2 separate regions of the Homo sapiens genome follow, and region 1 is linked to region 2. A link is a contact called in ENCODE Hi-C or POLR2A ChIA-PET data. All regions are on one chromosome and are shown on one strand. The core of a region is the stretch at or near the end of the contact, and the rest is flanking DNA. Distances in the headings are between cores, read along the strand shown. Region 1 has its middle 38 kb from the start of ARHGEF3. Region 2 holds the start of ARHGEF3 (Rho guanine nucleotide exchange factor 3).

Region 1 (2,700 bases), core at 164-2,663, 38 kb before region 2:
ATGCTATAGCTGAAAGGGGGATTTGGTTGAGGAAGCCCACCCAATAAGAAGCCAGCAAGTTCTTCTCACCACCTCTTTGAAATTTCTGCCTGACTAGCTGGTGGTTGACTCAAGCTTTTCCTGCCATTGCTACTTTAGGGAAAGATCCCAGCCAAGGTTAATTTTTCATCTCACTCTTGCATTGAGATGTCACAGTGGGCAAATCTAGGGGTCTCAATAATTCGTCATTCCGTTTTGACCTGAACTTGATCAGTATAGATGAGGAGCCAGGAGTATTTATCTACTGGGGGCAAAGAGAAGGGGTTTTCCGTGTTTTTGCATCCCAAAATGCTAATTTAAATATTCTTAGGATCAGGTGACATATTCTGGTGCAAACAGCTTTCTTTGGTACTGCTTAACTGTGTGTATGTTAATAACTTTGCTGTTTTAATCTTACAGTTTTTAAAAAAACCTTTTCTATCTCAGTAAATCTTTCTAACCATGAAATTTAATAAAGCAGCATTCTAGAAATTCTTACCAAAGAAAATGAAAAATGTTAGTCTTCATCTCATGAAGGAAATGAAATTGTTTTTTTAATTTTTGAACAAATAGTATTAATGTTATAATATGTTAGCAGGTGAATTTCCAAATGCACTCCTGGTTGCTCTTTCAGCCATTCAGGAATAAGATTTGTCTTCTCAGTTTTAAAATTAGGTTCAGAGAAGAGGTCCCCAGAAACATGAGTCAGGGCAGAGATGAGCTTCCATCTTGGTGTCTCAAACAAGGTTTTGTTGATTGTTTATGGTGCTTACTCACGGCACTGCGCTGAGTCCCTCAGCAAACACCCACTTCTGTGAGAGACGGTCTGTAAACAATGAACTGTGGCTCAGGGAATGCATGTTGTAATAGAGATATTTTAAAAAGCAGACATTTTATGGGAGCATACTTGGAGCCTCAACCTTCTTACCTGTAGAGTGTGGAAACTGGACACATCTCTGTTCCCTTTCCAGCTTTGAAACTCTGGGATCCTGCAGAAATGCAGACCACTTCTTGTCCTAGAACATTTGTTTTGCAGGATCATTGAATAGTAAATACACCATTGGATGCTGTAAATATTTATGGTCCCCTAAATGGGGGTGTTTTTTCCTGTTGTTGACTGTTGTTGGCTGGCTCTCCTAGGCACTGCATGCCTTTTTCACTGAGTCTAGCAGAGAAAGCTTGTACCTCTCATTTGAAGAATGTCTGGGATGGTCTTAAAAAGCAAGTTATTTGTCTCAAAGTGCTAAAAATATCCACCTAAGAAGAAGGTGGGCTGCCAGAGCTCCGTCTGATCCTCCATTTCCTCTTAGTAACTTGAAGGAAAATGCAGAGGATGACACACGGCCAAGATGAGATAATGCCTGGGATCTGGGGGTTGAAGTCATTCCCAGGAGGATTCCTGTCAGATGAAACGTGTCCGGGCTCGAGAGCACCAGGAGCCTTCGGGATTGTACCACTTTCTTTCCCAGATTTTGCAGACCTAGGGACCAGACCCTCCCTTCCTCAGGTGGGTAAAAGGTGGTAATGTGATCCTGTGTTGTGAGCTGTCAGGTTCTAAAGGAGGGTAGCTTTCTAGGGTCAAAGCATCCTTGCAATGATGATTTGATGCAACCAGACCAAATCAGTGAAAGCTCAGCTGCCAGACCCCTTGAGATTTGGGGATAGGGCGCAGAGTGTAGACAATTTGATTAGACAACCAAGACCTCATTCTTCTTTGTTTCGTTGTTTTATATTTTTAATAAGCTTTCATTTTGGAATAATTTTAGATTTACAGAAAAGTTGCAAAGATAACACAGAGAGTTCTTATGTACCTTTCCCAGCTTCCCCTGATGTTAACATCTTACATAACACAGTGTATCTGTCAAAATCAGGAAAGTAACATTGGTTTAGTACTGCTAAGGAAATGACAGACTTTATTTGGACTTCACCACACAGTCTTCTTTAAAAACCAAAATGTTGTTCTGTGAGTTACCTGGAGTGTAAAATAAAATAAAATGAAAATAAAAAAATTCAAAAAAACCCAAAACGTTAAAAAAACTAATGTCACACACACATCACAAATACTCATATACTAATACACAAGAATATATATATATAATCCAGCCTTTAAAATGTGTGTATGCAAATGCACAAATGTATCTGGTTATGTAAATGGATATTATGTTCTCTTGCCTTTTGAGACAGGTTATACAAAAAAAAATTTTTTTTTTTTGAGACAAGGTCTCACTCCATCACCCTGGATGGAATGCAGTGGCACAATCACAGCTCACTGCTGCCTTGAACTCCCAGGCTCAAGTGATCTTCCCACCTCAGCCTCCTGAGTAGCTGGGACTACAGGTGTGTACCACCACGCCCAGTAAATTTTTATTTTTTTTATTTTTGTAGAGATAGGGGGGTCTCACTATGTTGCCTAGGCTGGTCTTGAACTCCTGGGCTCAAATGATCCTCCCACCTTGTTCTCCCAAAGTGCTGGGATTAGAGGCATGAGCCACTGCACCCGGCCAGGTTATACAAATTATCGTTTGCCTTTCTTAAATGACACACAATGACCATCTGTCATTGTACTTTGCTATAGTGTGTTGATCTCTTGGTATTTTAGGGCTGTTTGGTCCCGGGAATTTGTGCTTTTTGAGTTCTCAGGTCAGCTCGTCATAGTATTTCTAGCTCCCCTCTCATTACTAA
Region 2 (2,837 bases), core at 61-2,560:
TCACTGCTGCCCAGGCTGTATTTTTCTTATAAAAAATTTTAAAACATGAGCTATAAGCTTAAGTCCCTTTTGTTCACTATCTTTAATTCTTTAAACCCAGGTGCCTCCCTTCAGCCACAGGGGAACTGGTAAAAGCTTGCTGTGGATTCTTGTAGACAGTGTTCAATGCTATTTACCCACAAATATGTCTTTATAGAAAATATATGATATTCTTTGGTAAACTTGTATTTTTTTTTAACACAAATGGTATTGTATTATGCTTAGTCTGCAATTATTTTTAAACTGAGTCTAATACATTGGAGATCTTTCCATGCCACACCCATAGACCCATCTCCTTTTTCACTGCTGCTAAGCGGTATTACACAGTGAAGAAAGTTTATTTAAGCACTCCCTATTGATGGATATATTACCATTGTTTCCAGTTATTTTTTATTTTTTACTGCCCCAGACAGGGCTGCTGCAAACAACCTTAAGATCAATCGCCTTCTTGGGCATTTATAATGTCATTGTTTCTCCAAAAAGGATCCAGAAAGGTGTGGTAGTGCCAGGTCATCCATGCACAGCTTTATACTTGAAGGACACTCTGTCAGATTGCCCTCGAGTGTCAGGCAGCCTCTGAATATGCTAGTCAAATTTAAAAGTTGGTGCAAAGTGGGAAAGGTCTCGAGGGAATTTTCCGGGGGTGGTGGAAATGTTTCGTATACCGACTGTGGAGGTGGTTATACGGGTGTTTACATTTGTCAGAACTCAACAAACGGTACTCTTAAAATGGGTGCATTTTGCCATTTGTAGATTATATTCCACTGACATTCATTTAAAAAACCAAACAAAAACAAAACAAAACAAAAAAAACGTGCAGTGGCCTGGGAACAGGGTAAGAGAGAACACCACCCCTTTCTAATGTGGGCTTTTAAAACGCTCGCTTTTCCCCCCAGGCTCCTTCCTGCCTCCAGGTGTCACTACAGCCTCCTTTCTCCCCGTTGCCCGGTTTCGCCCCAGCCTCCTTTCTACCAGCAGCCTTTCACCCGGAGAGTGCCAAAGAGCCCGAAAGGAGCTATCATGGGGTCTGCCTGCCCCGCAATCGCGGCCCACGCTCTGCGGGGGCGCCCGGAGTCGAATACCAGCGGGGAGAGAGAGGTCCCTCTCCACCCGCGGGACCGCCCCACGCCCCTCGCAGCCCCAGGAGGTGTCCGCGCTGCGGCACGTGGGCCCTCCCGGCAGCGTGGGGCGGTGCCGAGCCGGCGGCCCGCCCCCTCCCCACCCATCAAGGCGTGGCTGGCACGGTCCCGCCCACTCGGCTCCGGAGCCCAGTCGAGTCCTGCCCGGCTAGAAGCCGGCTGTCGGTCTCCGTGTCGCCGCCGCCGCCCGGCATCGTGGAGCTGGGGCCCCCTTTTGCCTGGGAGTTTTGTAGTCGCCTAGGGTCAGCGGTGACATCCCAAAGGGCAGGCCCGGCAGCCGCCATGGTGGCCAAGGATTACCCCTTCTACCTCACGGTCAAGAGAGCGAACTGCAGCCTGGAGCTACCCCCGGCCAGCGGTCCGGCCAAGGACGCTGAGGTAGGGCCGCGCCCTGCACCTGGACCTCTATGGGTCATCTGCCTGTCTCGTCTGCCTCCATCTCCCATTCTCGGCGCCCGTCCAGTGTCACTGTCTCTGTTTCCATCTCTCACTCTCCGTGTGTGCCACTTTCTCTCTCTACATCTCTCCCACAGTCTTCTTTGTGTCTCCCCGTCGCCATCTCTCACCCTGTCTCCTTTTCTCTCGCTTTTTCTCTGTGGACCAAGCACTAGCTGCCTCCTCTCTCCCTGTCCCTCTACCTGCCGGTCTGGGAGCAACTGCCTCCTTGCCTTTGCAGGGCTCTCAGACTGTCCATCTTCTGTCTGGACTCTCAGAGGGACTTTCTCCTACTGTCAGCAAGCCCCAGTGTCAGGGAAGTGTCAGCAAGCCCCAGTGTCGCTACCCTTTAAGCGAGTTTTTTTTGCCTGGGTTGTGAGAGCAGAGGGACGTACCAGCCCTCTCACCTGTCAGACTTGGCCTTGCAGCCCTTTGGCAGCAAAAACAGGACACAGCGCCTCTGCCTATCACCTGTGGCCAGTGAGGGTCATTCAGCCGGGGGGCTGGGGCTAAATGAGTAAATTGGAGTGTCTCCCACATGGATCTTGAAAATGAATTAAAGTCCTTAGGGTCAATGGAAAGCTGCCTTGGAACATTGGAAACATTTCTCTTTCTGGGAACTTTCCTGTGCCTTGCGGGCGATGTGAAGGAGTGCTCCCAGGTTATGTTTAGTCTGCCTTTTCCTCTTGCGTGTTATTTCTCTGGCACATAGCTCACTGGCCTTAAAGGTTGGGTTCAGCTGGAGGAGAAAGCATCCCTCTCTTTGAGGGTCTTAGGGAATACAGTCGCTTTCGCTAGATTACAGCTTTGCTGTGGTCAAGCTGCGGTGGAACCCACAGGACCCAGCTAGTCATTGCCGCTCATGCGTGTATCTGGGAGCTTTCCACTCTCCCACACCTCACTCTGCGAACATCAAACATCACCACCACCACTGGGGAAAGGCTGAAGGCAGGTGTGCATCCGGCCTTGTCACAGCATTCTTGAGGTTCCACCCACTCGCCTTCCTTGGGTCTGCTCAGCTGTATGCACTTGGCTCACTGAATCATGTATATTCGGGAGCACACCATCAAAGATTCATTTCCTCTAGCAAGAGCTGCTCCAGGCTGACAGGACTCCAAGCAGTCTCTGGTTGTATTCAGCTTTCTATACGCTGAGCACAAACTAACTTCTCCCTCACTCAAACCCAACCCTACACTCCAGCTCAGTCGAATATTATCACAAAGA

Evidence for each region. Hi-C counts contacts between places; a loop is a spot of excess contacts on that map. ChIA-PET counts read pairs that join two places held with the same protein, here RNA polymerase II (POLR2A). Pooled maps may share reads with other maps.
Region 1: a loop to region 2 is called in a map of PC-3, with 6 times the contacts of the local background. The contact joins the enhancer-like site here to the promoter of ARHGEF3 in region 2. A Hi-C loop is called at or near these places in 5 of 168 maps with a recorded cell type or tissue (CD4-positive, alpha-beta memory T cell, IMR-90, PC-3 and 2 more), 4 of 37 single-sample maps with no recorded cell type and 11 of 50 pooled maps. POLR2A ChIA-PET finds 5 or more read pairs at or near these places in 7 of 52 experiments (CD4-positive, alpha-beta T cell, CD4-positive, alpha-beta memory T cell, HepG2 and 4 more).

The regions. Positions count from the first base shown.
Region 1 is chr3:56,838,669-56,841,368 of GRCh38, reverse strand. It overlaps a transcript of ARHGEF3 not described here. Among named protein-coding and RNA genes, the nearest start is that of ARHGEF3, 38 kb to the right of the region's middle. RefSeq lists a silencer at 1,254-1,548. Within about 2 kb of position 1,413, at least 3 of the 41 ENCODE cell types and tissues checked have a DNase peak (open chromatin) inside an H3K27ac peak, as active enhancers do; they include PC-3 and mammary epithelial cell, where a contact is called at or near this core.
Region 2 is chr3:56,800,422-56,803,258 of GRCh38, reverse strand. ARHGEF3 (Rho guanine nucleotide exchange factor 3) reads left to right here and starts at 1,310. Exons shown (of 10, transcript NM_019555.3): 1 at 1,310-1,556. The coding sequence starts at 1,461. RefSeq lists a silencer at 1,141-1,310.